Linked DNA regions of Mus musculus: region 2 is linked to region 1. The links are chromatin loops, found by intact Hi-C in ENCODE. Cell type or tissue: left cerebral cortex. All regions are shown on one strand. Links, peaks and the distances in the headings refer to the core of each region. The heading gives the core; the rest is flanking DNA. Region 1 has its middle 240 kb from the start of Gm27211. Region 2 has its middle 29 kb from the start of Gm27211.

Evidence for each region. Hi-C counts contacts between places; a loop is a spot of excess contacts. Peaks named below come from ENCODE experiments on the same cell type or tissue, not always from the same donor. Only the 100,000 strongest peaks of a DNase experiment are listed, where the experiment ranks them.
Region 2: it touches region 1 in a loop (2.2-fold over the local background); 2 of 42 quality-filtered maps call a loop at or near these places.

Annotation. Positions count from the first base shown.
Region 1 is chr9:73,431,792-73,440,128 of GRCm38, forward strand. No RefSeq gene overlaps it. Among named protein-coding and RNA genes, the nearest start is that of Gm27211, 240 kb to the left of the region's middle. In left cerebral cortex, for the core only: no CTCF peak of the experiment used is centred there; a DNase peak (open chromatin) is centred at 4,759.
Region 2 is chr9:73,159,331-73,167,667 of GRCm38, forward strand. No RefSeq gene overlaps it. Among named protein-coding and RNA genes, the nearest start is that of Gm27211, 29 kb to the right of the region's middle. In left cerebral cortex, for the core only: a CTCF peak has its summit at 3,779 (motif pointing right); a DNase peak (open chromatin) is centred at 3,775; H3K4me3 peaks cover 292 bases.

The DNA of each region.
Region 1 (8,337 bases), core at 51-8,050:
AGGCTACAGGATATTGTCTTTTCCTTGATCACATCTTCCATCCATCCTTCTCTGACCTGCTCTGAACCCATAGGCTCCTCCTAGGGACTGTGCTTCCTGGGTTCTGGCTGGATTCAGAGTGTGGGTGATGGGGGTCTGGGGGTTTCTTTTCCCACCTTCTATCTGGTACTTTGGCTCAAACAAAGCTGATGTTGATTTAAACTATTTCCCTCATTAGGGAGGTCCTCCCCCTCCCCCCAAACTAGAAGTGGTAGAAGCCCTTCTCCTATGCGCTCAGTCTTTCTGTTTCTGTTATTGGCCTTTTTCACTGTAGCCCTCATCTCTGTAAATGCTCCTGTAATTAAGTTCTGTTGAGAGCTAACAGCTGGGAAACCCTACCGGCTTCTGGTCCTGTGACAGACACAGGTATTGTGGCTATAAATTTAGATCTTTTTTTTTTTTCTCCCTTAGAAAAACCCAAGCTGGTTTTATTTTTAGCTGCCATGAAATCTTTCTTTTGTGCTTGTAATTCTGCTCTTTTGAAATGTGCTAAGCTGTATTAATAGAGTTTTCAGTATTCTGCTATGAGTAGTTATAGTTGGAATAAAATATAAAAGTCATGTAAAGGCATTTTTAAAATGGTAATCTTGGAGGATGTATACTGGCTACTGGGTGCAGGATGACAGTATTTATTTCTCTCAATTGTCCTAATTTATTGATAAAAATCCATGTGTGAGAAAATATATATACTCATTTTGAAACTTAGCACAGTACATGTAAGCTATTCTTTGTCCATAGATGCTTAATGGAGGAAGTGATATTAGACATAAATTTACCTAAATAAAGCCAATATGCATATGAAAAAGCATAAATACAAGGAAGCCAATGAACATATTTTAATTTCAAAATAAGTAAAACATACATAAGTTCATTGTATTATACTATATATCATGTATAAAAATAATTTCTTGCTCTGAATTCTCCCATGGCTTTGATGTTGCAGGAATTTCTTAATTACTAATAGTGTAATTTAAACCTATTCTCTGAAGTGGTCAGCCTATATCAAACCTGAAGGATCATTACTAAATAGGTTAGGGGGAGTCAGCTCATCTATTATAATTACAGAGAAGGAATTAAGCACACATTTTAAAATGACATGCACTTACAGGGTATTTTAATGGGTTACATTATGAATATGAAAATGACTAGCCGTGAAATGTCATGGGAGTTTACCTGGTAGAGAGGCATTCATGGCTCTAGAGTCAGAACACTGACTTCTTATTGTCCCTAGCTTGTGGGAACCAGTTTCTCCATCATTACTCTGGGGATAATGGCTTTATTCATAACCTGTCTGCTATAGAATCTGCAGTTAGTAGAAGTGGAAGCTCACAGTGCATATAAAGTCCCTTGAAGTTGGCTTGTTATAGCTGCTACTGTGCTTAGATTAGGATGCAAGAGTTGCCCATCAGGGAAGGCTAGTCCTGCATCATCTTTTAAGATTTCATGTCAGGGTGGAATGCCTCATCCAAAGCATTTGATTTGTCCAAGAGCTTAGGGATGCCTACTGTGTATTCTGATTAACAACACCTTCAACCCGCAGGACCCTGTACCTCCATTTTATACAAATCACATTTTTTCCTAGGTAGATCATCTCCTCCTCTTTTGTCATTTATTCTTGCATGTTATTGGAAAGCACTTCCTTTTATATTTTCAAATAACCTATCACAGGATCTACTAAGATGGAAAGGTTTTGAAATCAGGTTCAAACATACCCTTGTCAAGCAAACATATTATGATGATATTCTAAACGGCAATGCACACTGATTGTCCTTGGGGTCAAAATTATATGATTTTGGAAAAAATTCTAGGTATCAGTGTATTAATTGTCTTTCTGTGGCTGTGACCCTGACAGTTGATACTTAGGGAAGAAAGGGTTCATTTGGCTTATAGTACTTGGGGAATAGGGCTAATCATGTTGGGAAGGCATGGTGGTGAGAGACCAAATCAGTTCAGACTCCATCTTAGAGAACCTGACCTTACTTACCAACAGTTTCCAGGCTACGCCCCCCAATAAGACCTGCATCTCCAGGTTACCCTCCCAACAAATCCAGCGTCTTGCACCAGTTTCCAGGTTATTCCCCAACAGATCTGCACTTCCAGGTTACAAGCTCCAACCCTGCCTAACAACCACCAATCAGGAGGAAAGCAGAAGTTAAGTTTATGGTTTGGGTCCCAGCACCAGCCAATTATATTAAAGGCCATAAAGGTCCCCCAATCAGATGTGTACCAGGCTAGATATCTATTTCTTGCCTAAACTTAGACTTAGGGCTTCACCTTCCTGCTGTGTCAGGGTTGGCAGGGAGCCCAAGCTTGAGAGAATAGAATAGAGACCCTAATGCAATTCCATTGGATTCGGCTCCTTGGTGGTTTTTTGGGGTTCATGAACATTTCTTGGCACAACAGAGGTAGTCAGGGAAGGCATGGTGGCATGAATAGGAGTCTGGCTGATCACATCTCGTTTGTACACTGGAAGCAGAGGTACAGAGAACAGGAAGTAGAGCTATGTCCAAACCTCCAAGCCCACCCCTATTGTGGTATTTCTTCTAGGAAGGTTCTAACTTCCTAAAGGCGCATGACCTCCTCAAATAGCACCACCAGCTGGGTACCAAGTGTTTAAGCAAATGGTCCTATGGGGTGGGGGAAGATATGTCATATTCATATCCAAACCATCACAATAAATTTATATAATTTGCTCTCTGCATCAGACTTTACCAGACACACTGGTGCCCCTCCCTCAGTGACAACAATCATCTTCTATAAAAATAAACCTTATTTTCCTAACTATATTCTGTTACGACAGTCTTTCATAGAAAATTTCATATATTTTTGTATTTCTTATATCTAGGCAGCCAAGGAGATTTAAAAAAAACAAAAACAACCCACTCCTTTCTCATTCAGTGTTACAACTTCCCATTTACTGTGGAAGGCCAAAGTCAGTGTGCATATATTTTTAAAAATTCCTTGGAGCAGTTATGAAAATGATCAATAACCATTTGGTAGGAGTTGGGGAGGTCTGAGGGAGAGTGGGTGATGGAATACATGGGTAAGCAAGCCAAAGAGGGCCCAGGAAGGGAAGCAGCCACAGGCAAGGATTCAGAGAGGGGCAGAGGGGCAGAGGGGAGAAAGGGCACTGACAGGCAGGTCAAAGACCACTGTGAAACCTGTTACTTAGTCATCTCTCAGTCTCTCTCTGTATAAAAATCACCCAAGACTCATTTATAAATCCTGCTCCTCTTTCAAGTGCTTTGCCACAAGCTAAATTCTCTGTGTACGGAACTTTGAGATTTCCTGCTCATCTCATTATCACAAGTTTCAAAGGTTCTATTGTACTTAAAACCACAAATCTCACACAATTAGTCACATCATGATACCCCTTGGTGCTGGGTGTTTCTGGTGTGGAGAATAACCTTTCACTGCTATAATTGCCTGACTATAGAGTGAAAATTTCAGATACTATCTTGGAATAAATGAATAGATCAATAATAGGAGAATCTGTTTCACTGCAGCATTCAAAATACACCTCCATAAATGGTTATACTTGCATTTTTATGCATGTTTACATTTTTTTAAATGAAAAACTTTATCTACTTTTTTATCTTATGTTTATGAGAGTCTTGCATGCCATGTATGACTGGGAAGGCCAGTAGAGGGTGTCAAATGCCCTAGAACTGGAGTGTTATATATGGTTGTGAACCTCTCTCCAGATGCTGGGATAGAGCCTAGGTCCTCTGTGAGAATGGCAACTGCTCTTAAGCCAATTGTAGTTTTTAGAATTAAATAATATGTTTATATTTGAGAATATATGCACATGTTCTTTTTCACTTAGTAGTCCACAGAACATGGCTCTTTTTGCTAGTGATAGTGAGGCAGAAATAACAGGCATAACACATGCCATGGTGTTAGAAGTATCTCCTCTTCCACCCAATCTTATCACATACTTCATATTTAATAATTTACTCTAAATCCTTTGATATTCCAGCAATGTCTCTGCATCCTTTGAAGGCATCCTACCTGCTGCAGCATTGTGTTCTAGTAACTGTGTTGGTCCAGCACTTCAGCTACTAGTGATGCCCCAAAGCTAGGGTCCCCTTTGAGCTTGTCTGTGATGTAAGGACCCTTAAAAGAAGCTGCTCACCACCCTCCAACAGTGCCTTATGACATCGTAACTCAGGCTAATAATTATATGACATGTAGTGTATGTAGTGTGTAGTTCATATTATGGTCACTTCTTTCTCTGTGTGTGTATCCGGATGGCTTTGGATAAACCATACTTAGTACCTCACAGGACGAGGAGGTATATCCTATCTACTTGGGGCAAGGCTTTATTGCCAGCAATGGTGGATATGATGTAGCACCATATGGCAAACAATCTTGATAAATCCAAGGTTTTTGTGGCCTGCTTCTTGTCAGATGTGATTAGAGTTTGACTTTAAACCTGAGAGCTGACAGATGCAGTTAGAATAAGAAAATCTCTATTCGCTGCTTGCATTGGTATTATATCTCCACACTGATAGGACAGGGCAGGGAAGGGCTATTTTAAAAATAAACACTCTTTGTGAGGTTGGCTTTAGCCAAAATGGGCAACATAAACCAAAAATTCAATTAGCCAATTTTATAGTTGTAAAATACGTTGCTGCATATTAAAAGCACCCATTGCTTTCCTCTGCTGTGTGGGGGAGCACTCCTCTGGTTGTAGGTGGTGAAAGCCAGCAATGTGCTCTCTGCATAGAGATGTGGCTGGATCCATCTATTAAATCAAATATAGTTCTGTGTTCTTTTTTTCTTAATATAACTACAACCTTATATATCAAAGTAAATTCTGGTGTTTGGGCAGGTTGCTATACACGGTCCTGGTCCTTGTTACTTGGGGGCTTGTGATATGTTTGGTTTGGGCCATTTGGTATGGGAGGAAACAGCAGCATACATACTGATCTCGGAATGAGTTTTGCTGTTCTTATAGAGTTTCCTGTTGATCATTGCATGGCTGGTCTTGTAAAGCAACTGCATATTACATCTATAATACATATCCTTTTGGCTGAGTATAAATATTATGTATGAGGAGGTTGTGTGGTTTAGGGGAAATCCTTACCTACTAATTGCTGCTGTGGCTTTAGTTCCACAAGTAATTAGAAGATGTGTGCCCCTCCCTTGTGACAGCCACAGTATTTTGCTATCTGTACTCTATTATAATATTCATGTGTGGAAAATTGTGTATCTCTATATTCCATGTATCTGAGCAGCCACAGGATAAAAATGAAACCACTTACAGCTAATATGAGATTTTTTTTTCTTTTTTAGCATAGGCCCTTCAACTCAGTGTGAGTTGGGTTATTCTCTCAAAGCTCCTCGTAGCTTCTAGAACACAGAATATCGTGACTAACTAATCAAGGTAGCTCTTCTGGTGAACTGAGGGCTTCATGGTTTTGATGGTGCCTGCCTCTCTGCGAATCAGAAGCTCTTCTGGTAGCTGCTGTCACAGGGTTCAGTGTTGTGTTGTTCCCTGCCAGCTGGCTTTAAAGATGCTGGGCTAAAGTCCTCTCGCTACCAAGGCTGCCTCTGCTGTCTGCTTTGTCACCCTGTATCAGTCAGAAACCGAGAAGGGTTGGGTGTCCTGGCCTTTGTCTAAGCTTTGGAGTTCAGTGTTTGAGGGCCAAACAGCACTGCAGCATCAGCCTCGAGCAAATGCTCGTAAATATAGAAGGACTGAATAAAAAAAAAAATCTTACAATAAGATACCAAGTTACATGTTTTAATGTTTGCATGCTGGCTTTTCTGCATAACTTGCCAAAATTACAACTAATTTTATTATAATTATTACTGAAGTCAGGCCATGCCACATCATATGACCCACCCCCTCCTGATGAAGATTCTTCTAAAGCCCAGTATCTATGCTGCTGTTTCCTCCCATACCAAATGGCCCAAACCAGACCTATCACAAGCCCCCAAGTAACAAGGACCAGGACCATGTATAGCAACCTGCCCAAATACCAGAACTTACTTTGATATTTAAAGTTGTAGTTATATTAAGAAAAAAAGAACACAGATTAGTGTATGGGGACTGTCCTATACATTTAGTTTTAGCTTGCTGTTGTATAGCAGACCCTCAGAGAGGAGTGGAGGGAAGTTGGAAATGACGGTGATTGTCATGGTGATTTTTTTTTTATAAGTAGGTGTGACATCTGTGAGCATCCATGTGGTAGAGATCTTGCACATGGTTGTGTCATTGACAAGGTTCCTTGGCTATTTCCACAGATGACCAGCATGGATGCCAGGTTGGCTTCGGAGATGAGAAAGGCTCCTCTCTGGCAGTATTCCAAGGATGCAGTGAAGACTCGAGGAAGTGTATATCTATCTAGATCACTCTCTCGGCTTTCTGCCCCATTTCACTCTGGGTCACAGTGACCTGAAGGAGCGCCCACGTGTCTCTCACCGCCTTATTCTATCTTCCAGCACAGACACCCTCATAAAGCCCTCATGTTTTCTATTCACCTGGGTTCTTATGGGTCCCAGGCAAGCCTCAGAATCACGATGGAGCTGAGGATGGCCTTGAACTTCTGGTTCTCCCGCCTCTACTTCCTCAGTGTTGGGATGATGGGAACAGGCACACAGTTGTGTTGTGCTGGGGATCATACCCAGGGCTTTGTGTGTGTTGGGCAGGCGCTCTATCCACTGAGCTACACTGCCAGGCTAACCCCTTATATACTTAATCTCAAGTATGTGTTGATTTCTTAGGAGACCTTGATTAGAAGAGTTGGACTATCAGCACCTTTCTTTTTCAGTGATCTAGTATTTGTGATTGATTTTGGATATGTAGGTTCTCCCTGTCTAGAGTGGGCTTTATGTTAAGGAACACAAAAACCTGGAGTGCTGTCTCGAGCATTTCAGTCTCCTTCCCTAACACCCCAAGTCCAAAGCCTGCCTGTGCATGGGGACTCTAAAGGGTACAGACTTCTCACTCCTCAGGAGACCAGGAAGACAGGAGACAGCTGATTTTGTGCTATGGCTAGTGGAGAAACAAGCCCTGCACTCAGTTCTGAGTGAGCTGTCAGAGCTGGGTACTGTAAGACTCATAGACGTAAATGTTCTATAAATTATTACGAGGAAAGAGGATGCATTTTTGTAATGCATTGCATCTTTGCATTTATTGCTGTGGACATAAAGAAGCAGTTTTATAAGAAGAAAGGGCAAAACAAATGTGCTTTGTGAGCACAATGACAAGCACTAGTGGCCAAAATGAGGATGTATGGGTGAGCTGAGGGCATAGTTAACTCGATGGAAAAATACAGTGTACTCAGGATTTGTGCTGATTTTCTTCTCTAAAATCTGGGCTGTATGAGATAACTTTCTAATCTATATCAATGAGTGGCATGTACTGGGGTGTTACATGAGTCTTCTGGTGTCACACAAATTTAATTTGATTAATCAGATCATACTTAAAAATAAAACAGAAGTGCCAGGCATAAAAGAGGAACATGCCTTTAATCCCAGAAAAGGCAATTGGATCTCTGTGAGTTTGAGGCCAGCCTAAGTATACCTAAAAGTTCCAGGACAGTCAGAGCTATATAGATAGTCTCTGTCCCCTGCTCTCTTCTCCCAAAAACCATCTATTGTGGGGTTGGAGAGATGGCTTAGCAGTTAAGAACATTTGGTGCTCTTGTAAAGGACCTGAGTTCATTTTCCAGCACACACAGCAGGCAACTCACAACCACTTCTGACTCCAGCTCCAGGGGATATGATGCTCTTCTCTGGTCTCTGTGGGCACTGTACTCATGTGCACTTTAATAGAAGTAGAATTAATCTTTAATTTAAAAGAAAATTGAGTAGTAAACTCTAGTTTTGTTGGAAAAACTACTGAATTTAGAAGCAGCATAGGCAACAGAATTTAGACAAGGTAGACAGACATGAGCTTCCAAAATACCTTTTATTCTCAACGATAGTGCAGGTAGCTTCCTTATTTAAACGGAACAATCTGAGATCAGTGAATTAACCAAATGTCTTGTATTTCTTCCACATAAAAACAAGAGCCTTTATGCCACTATGATGGAGTTGTAGAAAGAACAAGATGTCCTGACACTGACTTTCTCTGGGAGATTTTGTTTGTACTAATACCCAGCTCAGCAAGCTGCGTTGATGGTGATACCACATTTCATATTACTGTACTGGGTAATTTATTTTGATGCCATTAATCTTGTCATGTTTGGTTTTAAACTAAAGCCAGATGTTGCAAAATTATTTTGGTTAAATTACCAAACAAGTCGAAAACAATTTAAGCAAAAGGGAGCAAAAAGCTTTAATGAA
Region 2 (8,337 bases), core at 301-8,300, 270 kb before region 1:
CAGCAAGCTGCTGTTGCTTCAGGTTTGTGGGCCATGCTGTCATAGTAATAAGAACTCAGAAGATAGTTTTTAAAAAAGCCCTGATAAAGGCTCAGCAAGTAGGGATGCTTGTGTACCTGAATACCACAAGGTGGCAGGAGAGAGCTAGCTTGTGACTTGTATACACACACACACACACACACACACACACACACACCAATTTCAACCCAGATGCTTTTCAGCAAAACATTCACTTTAACATATCTTCCCATGACAATTTGCATAAAGCCAGGCCTGGTACTTGCTCAGGGTTAGGTACTGACCCTCATTGTTCTAGTATAGCTAAGAGGAGAAAATGTTGACCATTGAACTACAACACAACCTGGTTTTAGCAATGATAAAACAGAAATTTTAGAGTTGAGTATGTTGGTTTCTCTGGCTTCTGTTCACTTTCCATGCTGGGTTTTTTTCCTATCAGGTTTCTCAGCCTATCTATCTATCTATCTATCTATCTATCTATCTATCTATCTATCTATTCATCTATCTATCTAGACAGTCTCTCATAGCCCTGGCTGGCCTCAAACTCATTATATAGCCAGGGTTGACTTTGAATTTCTTCTTCTTGTTTTTTTTTTTTTTTTTTTTTTTGAGACAGGTTCTCATTGTGTAGTCCTGGCTGGCCTGGCCTGAACTCTTGTTGTATAGACCAGGCTGGCCCTGAACTCACAAAGATCCACCTGCCTCTGCCTCTCCAGTGCTGGGATTAAAGGTATGCCATATAAAAATTATTTATTGTTAATGTATGTACGTCTATGTATGTATGTATGTATGTATGGTGTGTGTGTGTGTGCGCGCGTGTGTGTGTGTGTGTGTGTGTGTGTGTGTGTGTGTGTATGTGTGTGTGGGCATGCATGTGCCACAGTGCCCACGTGGAGGTCAGAGGACATCTTTTAGGAGTTGGTTTTCTCCTTTTACCAGTGGCTCTGAGGCTCAAACTCAGGTTGACAGGGTTGCTTGGCAAGTGCTTCCATCTGCTGGAGCCCTCTCAGCAGGCAGACCTTGAACTTCTGATCCTCATGCCTTCATTCCTCAAGTGGAGAGAATTATAGGCATGTACCTGGTTTATACAGTGCTGGGGGTCTTGTATCCTAGGCCAGCATGCCACCAGCTGGGCCATATCCCCAGGGCATCATCCTACTTTAGACTTGGAGTGGCTAAGTTTCTCTGAGAGGCACGTCTGGACCTCTAATCTGGGTCTCTATGACCAGGCCTACACTCTCAGGCTGGAAGGACCACTGCCTCAGAGGAGTGTGCTCTGGGCTGTCTCCCTTAAGCCAAATACTCCCGAAAATATGGGGGACAGTGGTGCCTGCCTAATACATCTTATTTCCTTTCCATATGCATCCTCTTGGAGCCCAGCCCTTTGTATGCATCCCTCCACTGAAATGACTGGTTTGAACTCCACATGGTCTTTCTTCTGCCACCCCTGCCGGGGGAATCTTCGCTTGACCTGCTGTCTGCCTGACCTGCCTGCAGCCTCTGCTTCAGGCTCCTTCTGTGTTTCTATTGCTGATGCTTTGATATTGGGTGGATCAGACCTCATGTGTGAATGCCCAGCTCTGCCCTTGTCAACCATCTACTGAAAGTGTCTTCAGACAATCCAAGTTCTTCTTGACTAGATGGCAGGGATCTGGGAATGTGTTACTAATTACTGCTTTGAAGTCACAGGTCTTTCTGCAATCTTCTTTGCCCTTACTCTGTGATATTTTTGTCGTTGGCTTTACAGTATTATATTCTAATTATACATACTTGTCTTTATGCTACTTGTGGGGAGGGACTGGGTTTTTTTTTTTTTTTTTTGTTTACTCTTGTCCAGTACCTGGTACATAAATGATTCAGTGGAGTTGAGAGACGTGGCCCTAATTCACTAATTTAGCATCTACAGAAACCAAATTTCCTGGTCTGTGTCCTGCGTTGTAAGAGAGATCCACTTAGGAAGGCTCTTGTTTCAGGAGTGGATAGATCAGGAATGGGGTGGGTTGGGGAGACCAGTGATGGACTCTGTTTTGTATGGAGCCTGAGCTAGCGTTTCAATCTCTTTCTCTATGTTTTTTTTTTTTTGGGGGGGGGAGGGGACAATCTCACAGGATAGCTTTCTGACCGACTAAACTTAGTAAGTATGCAACCTACAAGAAGAGAAGCTTTTTTTCTTTTGCCTTCTGATTTTGGAAGTTTTAGTGCTTGATTGCTTAGCACCGCCATTGCACTGGGCGGTGGCCTTGCGTCGTGTTGCTGAGGCGGTTGCTATCACACACATTGCTGGGAAGCAATCAGAGTAAGGCTGTGGGGGTCAGGGTCCCAATATCCCCTTCCGGGAACTCGCTAAAGTGGTTAATTTCTTTCCTCTAGGCTCCATTTCTTCCTTTTTTTTTTTAAGATTTATTTATTTATTTATTTATTTATTTATTATATGTAAGTACACTGTAGCTGTCCTCAAACACTCCAGAAGGGAGAGTCAGATCTCATTACGGATGGTTGTGAGCCACCATGTGGTTGCTGGGATTTGAACTTCGGAAGAGCAGTCGGGTGCTCTTAGCCACTGAGCCATCTCACCAGCCCTAGGCTCCATTTCTTAAAGGCCTTCTACCAGCCAGTCGGTCCACGCCCCTGATGAGCCTGACCCCACCGGCACGCGCATGTGTGCCAGTGTGTGTATACACATTTGCGGAGGCCAGAGGCCAACCAGTATCCCTTCTCAGGACCAGTTCACCTTGTTTGTTCGAGACAGGGTCTCACTGCTTGGAGTACATTAATTAAGCTGGGAGAGACTCCCCAGTGCCACTAGGTCTAATTCCCCCTCCCCTACCCCCACGAGTGGAGGGCACACGGACTCAGGTTTGTGGATTTAACACAGCAAACACTTTACCAATGGAGCCTTTTCCCCAGCTCCACACATGGCCTATTTAGAGGTAGAGTAGATCGAAACCACAAGAGCACTTGGAGTGCAACCTAACTTTATATGGAGGTCAAGGTTGAAACACCAGCGAGGACCACCTCATGTTGTCATATTAAGTGTAAACCAGGGCCTTTGAGATGGCTCAGCAGGCAAAGGCACCTGCCAACAAACCTGACAGGGCTAGTTCAATCCCCGAGGCTCATACTGAGGAAGAAAACCACAAGCTGCCTTCCGATCTCCATACGTGTGTGAGCTGTGGTCACAACCCGGTCCTCAAAAATAAATAAATGTAATCTAAAAAATTTAAAAAGCAACACAGGATCAGTGACTGAAGGCTAACCTTTTTCTTGCTGATAAATGTTTTCCTGGGCATCTGAGGTGGCTGAGCTCTGCAACGCCTTCTTGCCCTCCTTCCTGTCGGGAACCTCTGAGCTCTTTCCCAGACCTGAAGGTCACACGAGCCTGGAGAAAGCCAAGGCTGGGGCTTCTCTGCTTGGGCAAACAGGGCCACCTCCCACTTTTGGGCTCGGGTACTTGAGTTGGAGTTGTCAGTTTCGCAGCTGATTCTGATGGACTTCACGACAGCTGCAATTACTGGGGCCTCGGCAGTGTGACAAAAAGCAGTTTTTAAGAAAATCGAATCTGTTTAAAGGAGGAAAAGAAGCTGATAATTGACTCGACTTTTAGTAACGTCAGCACGTGATTTTAGAGTCCCTTGTCTCAGCTGCTTGTTTTCTCCGTTTAGCAGAGGATCTGCATTCACTTGCTAAGGCATCTTTCTTAAGCCATGAAGTCATCATTTTGCAGAGGTTGTACCGCGAAAGTCAGTGTGGTGGTAAGACCGACAGAGGGCGCTGTGTTATTTCGGATAACTTCGGAAAGGTCCGAGAAGTTTGGTTAATGCCTTCAGAGCAAGCCCAGAGAAAGTGTGAAAGCACAGCGATTTAACCTCACTAATTCTTTTAGCAGCACGATGCAAGTTTAAAGAACAAAAATGGGGCGGGGGAGGGGGGGAGATTCGTCGCCTTTCCCTTTAGGTTTGAGTTCGGTGTAAAGAAAACTTTCCGTGTGTTTATCAGCTACAAAAGGGCTTACACAACGAATCGGCAGAACCCACGCACAGCGCACTGTTTTCTTGATGTATTTCAGGTGCCTCGGGGGTGATGGAAATGTTCTTAAATGACCCCAAGACGGTGTTCTGAAAGTGGTGTGACTCTTTTAACTTTGTAGATTTCAAAATAAAAAGTTGCTGATTGTATCAAGTCTAGTTTCCAGTGAATATTTTGTTTCCTTCCTTGGATTTCTCATTTCTTCCCTTTCTCCCTTCCTCTCTTCCTCCTTTCCTCCCTCCTCATCTTCCTGCATTTTCTTTATTCTGGATACCTCTCCCTAACCGGCTTTCAGGCTTTGGTATTTCTCTCCTGAAGCTGTTTTAGATTTATGTCTGCAGGTAGCACTTGGTGGTTACATCTGCCTGGCAATGGGGGGTGCTTATTGCCACAGATACTAATTATCTCATAAAACAATTTACAGATATATTATTTAAGAAAAGCAAGAATTGACAATAATCTCTGGGCTTTCAAGTTTATATAGTGAAATGAAAATAGTGTTAGGATATGGTCAAACTCACATTCTGCATATCAAAACCAGACAAACCCAGACTCATCTGTCTTGAAACTTCTCAATGCTTACTCAAATTGTTTTTATTCCAGGGGATTTTTGGACCCGAATTCCTCTGGGGTGGGATTTCACACACACTTCTGAAAGGCTCACAATGACTTGCTACAGCAAGGCTGTGGGATAATCTATCTGTATGAAATGAGGTGCAGCAGTGGGGGCTGGGGGAAAGCCTCCACTGGGCAAAGGACTTCCTTCCAGGACACTGGGGAGAGAACCTAAGCGAAGCCCAAAGGGACCAGAAGGAGCAAGGAACGAGAAGGGGGAAGCAGGGAAAGATGGAGAGTAAGGCAGGTGTGAAAGGTGATTTATGTGATGTGAATAAATACTAGAGACGGTAGCAAGTTAGTAGCTCTTCACAGCAGCCAGGCATGGATAAAAGGGAATAGGGCGGCTTTCAACTCAGGGCTCTTAGGAAATTTCCTCCCCCTTAAGGCTTACCCTACAGTCACTCTGGACACTTAGTGTGTGTCACTTCCCCAGCACAAGTGCTTTCATAAGGACGGTCTTACACTGAGGGATCTTCCAGAGACATCCCTTACTATGCATCTATAGAAGTCAGATATTGGTTAAAGTAGATGACAGAGGTTTCTCTCTGGATGACATGTGACTGGGGGCCATGCAAATTATATATATGACTTATTATATATAAAATATAAAAATATATAAATACATATGTATTTATATATCTATTATGTGTGTGATGTGCATGCATTTTGCTTGCATATGTACGGCACACTTTTGTGTGTGTGGGCGTGGTTACCTTCCTCAATTACTTCTGCTTTGTATATTGAAGGCAGGCTTTATTGCTTGGCATTTTGGGTAGTCTGGCTGGTCGGTTTGTTCCAGGGATTTCCCATATCTGCCTCCCAGATGCTAGGATTACAAGCAGCTGCAGTACCCAGCTGCTTTTATGTGGGTTCTGGGGATCTGAGTTCCAATCTTCAGCTCTCTATAGTAAGTGTCTGAGTCATTAAGACATGAACTCTCTCTTTCCCTAGAATTCCAGTTTGGTTCATGGATGTCGAGTTTTGCATTTCACCGTTACTTATAGAACATTGCTTGTCTCAGTTTGGTGTGCCATATAGTCTATAGCACATTTCAACAGCCATGAAAGCCATGCTTTAACTAGAGTTTTTGGCTATAAAGCCTGGTATCCTTAGGAGTCCCCTGTTAACGTTTTCTCAGACCCAAAGCCTAAGTCTAGGTGTGGCCATTGCAGATGTTAGCATATTGCAGATGGCTTGGGGGGAGTCTTGTCTCTCATAGTAGGTCCACAACAAGAGCAATGTCTGAGGACATATGTGGTTAGTGAACAGGCAGGGAACCCAGTGTTGGGTGATGTTAGAAGCCATAGGAGGGTTTTCTTTGGAAGGCTGCCACACCAAGAGAAATGGTTGCAACTTAAAAGGAAGAGGAAAAGTAACCAATCAGAGAACACAGAGAAAGGGTTTCTTTCCAGCTGGACGTGTAAAAGACTCAAGAGTAATGATGGGCATTGGGTTTCAGAGATGGACTTTGAGCCTAGGTGGAGTTGACCATCATCCTCCTGTTAAGGAGTCTTAGCCCTGGGGAAAGGTGGGTGTTTAATGGTGTTTCTCTTGTACTGGACTGGGAAAGGAAAGACAAGACACTAACATCAAAGACCTCATTCTTTAGCTCCTTCCTTAAGCCTGAAGAGACACTTTGAAACTAAGCCAAAAGACAGTAGATCTGAGAGTTCTGCCAAGGGTAAAAGGAGCCTATGGGGTTGTCTTACCACTCTAGGGTGGTCGAATACTTGCGCTAGCCAGGGCTCTCTAGAGAGTGTAGTCATCAGAATGTCTGGGATCCTGAGATGGTGCTCAGATTGGCTCTGAATCACCTCACAATGACTGTGCAGGCTGGAGTCCAGGGAAGCCAGCAGCTGCTCAGTCCAGGAAGCCAGAAACCTCAGAACAAGGGCAAGGACAGAGATGCTGCCCAAGGCCAAGGTCAAAGTCCTTCCAGGCCCTGGAGAACCAACCGTACGGATCTACAATCAAAGAACAATCATCCAGAGTCTAATGTCAGGGGCCCAGGGGATGCAGGAGGAGAGTGAGCTCTCTCTAGAGGTGTCACGTGGGGGACAGTCAACTTCCTTTCCTACCTTCCCATTTCATCTCACCCCCAGACCAACCAGAGAGGGTCTGGGCAGACCCTCCCTATTGCGTTTGTGGCTCTCACACTAGTTTTCCCAGAAACACCCCAGGCACACTCATTGGTGCTGATGCTTTTCTTTCACCCCAGGCTGACAACGAAAGTGATCATTGTTTTAGTTTGCTTTCCATTGCTGTGATAAACACCACAACCAAAAGCAACTTGGAGAAGGAAGCGTTTATTTGGCTTACGTATACATGCCACAGTCCATGATTGAGGGAAGTCAGGGCAGGAGCCTTGAGGAAGGAACTGAAGCAGAGACCATGGAGGAACACTACCTACTGGCTTGGTCCCCCTGGCTTGCTTAGCTGCTTTCTTAGACAACTTGGGACATCTTGCCCAGGGACTGATGGCATCACTTATACTGGGCGGGGCTCTCTCACATCCATCATTCAGAAAATGCCCACAGACTTGCCTACAGGCTAATCCGATGGGGGGTGGATTTCCTCAATTGAGGATTCCTCCTCTCATAGGACTCTGTCTCGTTGACAAAACCTGATGCAGCACGGTTACAATAGTGAAAGACAGAACATGAGTGCCAGGAGATGACTGATACTGGCATGACACATGTCTTTGGAGGGTTTAGCGGTAAGCCCAACCATTGGAAAAATTCATCTGGCTTTGGCTAAAAGTAGGGATGACCTATTGGCATTGAAGGAGCAATAGAATCCCACCCCCAGGTATCTGTAACAGCAAATAGTGACTTCTTTTTTTTATTAGATATTTTCTTTATTTACATTTCAAATGTTATCCCCTTTCCTTGTTCCCTTCTGAAAACCAGCTCCCCGCCTCCCCATCCTCCTGCTTACCAACCTACCCACTTCTGCTCCCTGGCCCTGGCATTCCCTTACACTGGGACATAGAGCCTTCACAGGACCAAGGGCCTCTTCTCCCATTGATGACTGACTAGGCCATCCTCTACTACATATGCAGCTGTGTCAGAGACCATACCGTGAGAAAGTGAGCCCTTCACAATCTTCCACCCTGACAGGCCAAATGGCCTTGTGCTAGGAGCCGGTTGTCACTCCCTCCTCTCTGTTCCCTTCCTGGCATCTGAGGCTGTAAAAGCTGAATTATAGTCCCCTCTTCCTATCTCTTCCTGAACTCCCATGACTTCCAAGGACATGAGTTACACCTGAGCCCGGCCTGACACCCCAAGGCTGTTAAGGAGGATCTATGTTCTGGAGATAAGACGCAGAGTGCCCGCCGCCTGGAGCCTGACTTTGGCCCTCATGTCAGCAGATGCCCACTTCTTTGTTCTTTGTTAAATTTCCCCTCGACCCCTCCCTATTCCCCGAGATGTTTGCTTTAAATCTCAGCTGAATAAACGGAGACCTTGATAGGACCCTCTACTTGGTCTCCAGCTCCTTTTTCTCTTCCTCCCATTTTCCTCCAGGTTTGCGGTCCCCCTCACACCCACAAATAACTGAATCCCGCGGGAAGGGATACAGCTGGAGCCATGAGTCCCACCATGTGTACTCTTTGGTTGGTAGTTTAGTCCCAGGAAGTTCTGGGGGTACTGGTTAGTTCATATTGTTGTTCCTCCT